Linked DNA regions of Mus musculus: region 1 is linked to region 2. The links are chromatin loops, found by intact Hi-C in ENCODE. Cell type or tissue: gastrocnemius. All regions are shown on one strand. Links, peaks and the distances in the headings refer to the core of each region. The heading gives the core; the rest is flanking DNA. Region 1 overlaps Sec31a (Sec31 homolog A (S. cerevisiae)). Region 2 holds the start of Coq2 (coenzyme Q2 4-hydroxybenzoate polyprenyltransferase).

The links. Peaks named below come from ENCODE experiments on the same cell type or tissue, not always from the same donor. Only the 100,000 strongest peaks of a DNase experiment are listed, where the experiment ranks them.
Region 1: a loop joins it to region 2, with 2.6 times the contacts of the local background. A loop is called at or near these places in 3 of 42 quality-filtered maps.

Annotation. Positions count from the first base shown.
Region 1 is chr5:100,393,511-100,396,421 of GRCm38, reverse strand. It overlaps Sec31a (Sec31 homolog A (S. cerevisiae)), which reads left to right. Exons shown (of 28, transcript NM_026969.1): 8 at 521-620. Among named protein-coding and RNA genes, the nearest start is that of Sec31a, 21 kb to the left of the region's middle. In gastrocnemius, for the core only: no CTCF peak of the experiment used is centred there; no DNase peak of the experiment used is centred there.
Region 2 is chr5:100,673,801-100,676,641 of GRCm38, reverse strand. Coq2 (coenzyme Q2 4-hydroxybenzoate polyprenyltransferase) reads left to right here and starts at 2,386. Exons shown (of 7, transcript NM_027978.2): 1 at 2,386-2,653. The coding sequence starts at 2,401. In gastrocnemius, for the core only: a CTCF peak has its summit at 1,500 (motif pointing left); DNase peaks (open chromatin) are centred at 1,490, 2,374 and 2,686; H3K4me3 peaks cover 1,612 bases; H3K27ac peaks cover 1,565 bases.

The DNA of each region.
Region 1 (2,911 bases), core at 167-2,666, 280 kb after region 2:
TTCTCTGTGTAGACCAGGCTGGCCTGGAACTCACAAGAGATCTGCCTGCCTCTGCCTCCCAAGATGGGATTAAGGGTGCATGGCACCACAGCCAGCTATACAGGGCACTTTTATCTCAGTGTTTTCTCATAAAACGTAGCCTGTGACATTATTTCTAGTCGATGTGGTTGGGCCTTTGCTCTCATTCTTACCATCTACAATGCTGTGCACAGTGCTGAGCTCCCTGTGTCTGTGGCATCCATTACCAGATTGCTGTTAGCAGTACGTGAATCCCTGAGCCTGCACAGGCCGGACTGGAAACTTGCTTTCCTCAAGATGGGTTTTCTTCGTCTGTGTGTGTGTGTGTGTGTGTGTCTCTGTGTGTGTGTCTCTGTGTGTGTCTCTGTGTGTGTATGTGTGCCTGTCTTTCTCTTCCTTCTTTTCTTGCGAGGTTAACGGTTTGGACTAGTAAACAGAGAAGTGAGTTCCGTCAGTATACTGTTCTCATTTGTTCCTCTCTCCCGCCTATTTTTTTTTATAGGGGGATTTTGGCAGTTGCTTGGAGCATGGCAGATCCTGAGTTGTTGTTAAGCTGTGGAAAAGATGCTAAGATTCTCTGCTCTAACCCTAACACAGGAGAGGTAGGAGGAGGGGTGCTTCTCAGCCTGTCAGCCCTTGGAATATCTTACTTCTACCTGAATAAGAATTTTCCACATGGATATTAAGCACATAATTATAATTAAAACCATTGGAGGAAGGTGACAGATATTAATCCATCAGAACTCTGTCAGGAACATTACCCAGGCTCATTTCCTTTAATCTTTAAAATTAATCTTTCTCTATTGGAACATAGATTCTAGCTACAGTCTTCTTTTAAAAATCACTATTTTTATTTTTGTGCATTGGTGTTTTTATGTGAATTGGTGCTTTGCATGTATGTGTGTGTGAGGACGTCAGATCCCATAGAACTGGAGTCACACACAGTCGGGAGCCAACATGTAGGGGCTGGGATTTGAACCTGGGTCCTCTGGAAGAACATGGAGTGCTCTGAGCCATCTCTCCAGCCCCAAGCCGTAGCCTTATATCTTTTCCTCTTCTCTATTAAAGTAAGTAGACCAATTATTGCAGGTGCTTTTGTAGTTGCTCTGCTGGAAAACTAAGACAAATGTGAATGGCTGGGGCTGGAATTGTGGCTCAGTGGTCAAGCACTTGTTTAGCCGGTGCCAAGGTTTAGGCTTGGTTTCCAGCACCATTAAAAATTGTCTTCTGGCTGGCAAGCTGGCTCAGCAGTTAAGTCTGGAAACCTGTTTGATTCCTGGAACCCTCATGAGAAGCAGGATGCAGTGGCTCCATGCATAGCCTCAGCACCCCTCCAGCAAGGTGGGAAGCACTCACCTCTGTTAACTTGGGTCTGCAACAGCAGAAAGGAGAGAATTCACTTCCACAAGGCAGGAGGAGAGGGAGGGCTGACTCCTGAACTTTGTCATCCACGGGGTACTGTGGTGCATGCCTCCCGCACTTACCCGCCATGCACACGCACATGCACACAGAATACTGAATAAGTGAGGAAATGTTTCAATACATTTCCCTCTCTTAGGTGTTGAGAGTTAAGCACAGGGCCTTAGATGCTGGGCAGGGCTATATGCTGGGCCTGGCCTGTCAGTAGACTTTTATCTGTCTTATAAAATAAAAATAAAAGTTCCTTGGTTTCCAGTTTAAAGTTTTAGATTATGTTTTTGTAGGAGTACAGAAACCTTAAGGTTAGGGGGCTGAGAACAGAATTAACCCAACAATAAATTCTGCCTGTGGGATTTGAAGCCAGGAAAAAAATTCATTTATCAAATAAACGTTTGCATATGGTTGTATTTTATGGGATTTAAAGGAATTGACTTTTCAGTATGTATATATGCGACAACTAAAATAACTAGATTTTCTAGTTCAGTGAAGTTTCAGGTTACAAATGAGCCAGTGCAAGCATCAAAGACGTGAGCAGGCGGGAAGCTTCTTCACTGTGTGGTTGGGGTTTTGTGTTTGTTTGGTTTTTGTTTTGTTAATTCCATACAATACCAAAGTTAAAGTCATTTGGCTTTTCTTAAGGCCTCAGACGCATGCTCCTAAATTTCCCCGTTATTATCACACTCTGGGTCAGCAGAATTCTGATAACTTTTTATTTATTTTTAATTTCCTCTGTGTGTATATGTTCATGTACATACAAATGCACGTGCACTTATGTGTGTATGTCCTGGCTGCCAGAAATTAACAGTGTCTCTTTGTCCGTTGCCTTGCTACCTGTTTTTTGAGACAGAATCTCTGATTGGCCTCCCTCAGGAATCTTCCTGTCTCTGCCTCCCCAGCTCTGTGGTTACAGGCAAGTGTGGGTGCAGGGGCTTGAACTGTGGTCCTCACGCTCAGCCCTGGAACAGCGTTCTAAAAGTTGTCCATGGCCTTTTCCTTTATGGGAAACTTGGCTGGGATTCCTTGGCAGTAGGAATGGCATGTGCTTGTTTTCCCTTAGCCTGAAAGCTAGAGTTGGCAGTTCTGTCTAAGGGTGTGGCTTACGGGGTGTCATCTTTTTTTTTTTTTTAATTTAATTTAAAGTGTTCTTTTACAAATACATCCTCAGGCCAGAAGAGGGCATCAGATCCCATTACAGATGGTTTTGAGCCACATGTGGTTACTGGGAATTGAACTCAAGACTTCTGGAAGAGCAGCCAATGCTTTAATCATTTAGCTATCTCACCAGCTCATACAGTTTGATCTTTAAATGACCTAAATATAGTTATTTAGATCTCTCCAGGCAAAACCAGTTGGGGGGGGGGGGCGGTGCGCATTAGAATTTGGTAAAATGTTCAGTTTGCCTGCTCTTGACATTTTAGGAAAACAGACTACTGAGTAGCACTCCTGTCCTTCTTGGACCATCCCAGGATCACTG
Region 2 (2,841 bases), core at 342-2,841:
ATGCAATAACATTGAAGTTTCCCTAATCTTTCTTGTCTGCCTTGTTAGTGAGACCTTTTAAGCTCACATGCCTGTTAGCTTTTAATCTGCACCTTATCTTATTGCTCCAATGATTTTCATTATTTATTTCACCCTTGTGGTTCACAGCCTCTCCACAAAAAGAATACTTTCCAAGTCCAGGAATAGAACTTCCCAGGGCATATGAGTTTGAAACCATTTTTACCTTCTTTAAAAAACAAAAAAACACTCATGGAAGGAGTTACAGAGACAAAATTTGGAGCTGCGACGAAAGGATGGACCATCTAGTGATTGCCATATGCAGGGATCCATCCCATAATCAGCTTCCAAACGCTGACACCATTGCATACACTAGCAAGATTTTGCTGAAAGGACCCAGATATAGCTCTCTCTTGTGAGACTATGCCGGGGCCTAGCAAACACAGACGTGGATGCTCACAGTCAGCTATTGGATGGATCACACGGCCCCCAATGGAGGAGCTAGAGAAATTACCCAAGGAGCTAAAGGGAACTGCAACCCTATAGGTGGAACAACATTATGAACTAACCAGTACCCCGGAGCTCTTGACTCTAGCTGCATATGTATCAAAAGATGGCCTAGTTGGCCATCACTGGAAAGAGAGGCCCATTGGACTTGCAAACTTTATATGCCCCAGTACAGGGGAACGCCAGGGCCAAAAAGGGGGAGTGGGTGGGTAGGGGATTGGGGGGGTGGGTATGGGGGACTTTTGGGATAGCATTGAAAATGTAAACGAGGAAAATACCTAATAAAAATAAATAAATAAATAAATAAATAAATAAAACAAAACAAACAAACAAACAAAAAACCAAAAAAACCCAAAACCTCAAACATTTATTCCATGTATTTAGTTATTTAGTGTGTGTGTGTGTGTGTGTGTGTGTGTGTGTGTCTCCCACGGAAGGCCACAGACATCATGTCACAAAAGCAAAAGGTTGCTATTGACCCTCTATGGAGTTAACAGAACAGGGCAGAGAGCCATGGTCGCTCCTGCTTCATGCTAATAACTATTCTTTGGACTCAGTCTAGTCTTTACTTTTATAATGTCCTACTACCACTGCAGGACAAGTTGAAATGGGTTTGAGAGTGAAAAAGTTAGTGGACTTTAAAATACATTTTTTTCAAATAAAAAAAAAGCAATTTTAAAAAACAGCTTTATCATCCTTTCCCTCTAAAATAGAAAGCATTCGCAATGATTTTTGCATTTTAAATATTGTGTTGGGAACTCCAGGCAAATGGAAATAGTGTGCAAGTGTGAAAGAGCCTCGTGTTTGGCATGGCGGCACCTATGCTACCTGAAAGGGTGCTTGAAAATAAACAGCGTGGAGGCAACTTTTGGGAAAAGAAAGGAGCCTCAAAGGCCGCAAACCTGTAGAGGAGCTCAACTGGCAAGCAGCAGATGGAGCTAAAAGATCAAAGGACCAGCAGCGCTTCCCAGACTGCAAAGGCCAGCGCGCCCCCTGCTGCACCTTCCTCAAGCGCCAGGCCAGGATCACAGAACTCACTTCATAGGCTTTAAGGAAGGGCACCGAAAAGGATACACCACCATCTCAAAACACTAAAATCCAGATAAGCGACTTGTCCAGAGCCAGTCAGTGAGGGGTTACCGTGGAATAACACATACCAGGTACCTGCAAACATGCAACGGCCAACTATATTAACAAGGGTCGCATAAAGTTGGTTATTGTTTTGTTTTTCTTTGTTTTATTTTTCAAGACAGGGTTTCTCTGTGTAGCTCTGGCTGTCCTGGAACTCACTCTTTAGTAAGCTGGCCGAAAACGTAAAGATCTGACTGCCTCTGCCTCCCGAGTGCTGGGATTAAAGGAGTGCGCCACCACCACCTGGTTATGAAGTTGTTCTTGAGTGAAACTGCATCCTTTTTAGCTGTCAAACTTAGGTTCACCTCGAGTAAAGAATTTCCCTTAAGTATATAGATATAGATAGATATACTTAAATTCATATATATGTATATATATGAGTATATGTATATATGAATATACATATATAAAAATTTACATAATTTGATTTGGCTTTTTGTTTCCCTTTTAGTGTTAGAAGGTGAACATTCCATGTAGTTAACATTTTTGGACTTAAGTTTTTCTTTTTATGGTAGAACTATTCCATACAAATAAACAAACACTCTCCTTTTGAGTTCATTAAGAAGCCTGGAGATGGAGAGATGGCTCAGCGGTGAACAGCACCTGCTGCTCTCCTTACAGAGGACCCAGGTTTGATTTCTAGCACCATACGGCTCAGCCCGGTCTGTAAATCCAGTTCCAGGAGCGCGCGCGCCACCACTGCGCATGCCTGCCCGCGGCCCGTCGCCCTGGATGACGCCACCGACCGGCGTCCAGCCTGGCGCCATGCTGCGCTGGGGAGGCGCGGGGCTCGCGCGGGGCCTGCGGGCCGTTCGGTCCGCATGGCTGCGAGGTCCGCGCGGGCTCCCATTGGCCCTGGTGCGCAGCGCAGGGGTTCCGGGCGCGCGGGATCGGCGAGCCCCGGCCCCCGGGACGCAGCGGGGCCGAGCTCTCAGCCTGTCGGCCGCGGCCGTGGTGAACTCGGCGCCCCGCCCGCTGCAGCCCTACCTGCGCCTCATGCGCCTGGACAAGCCCATAGGTGAGTGGGGCGGGCTGGGCTGCGCTGCGCTCGACAGCCTGCCTGCCTGAGGAGCAGGGCCGCAGTGACCGCGACTCCGCTGCGATGCACCCATTGGGCCAGTCCCCTCGGGACTCGGTCAGGACCTTAGCCAGGGACACGCAGATTTTCCCTCGCTCTGAGCCGGGAGTCCCGGAGGCGGACGTTGA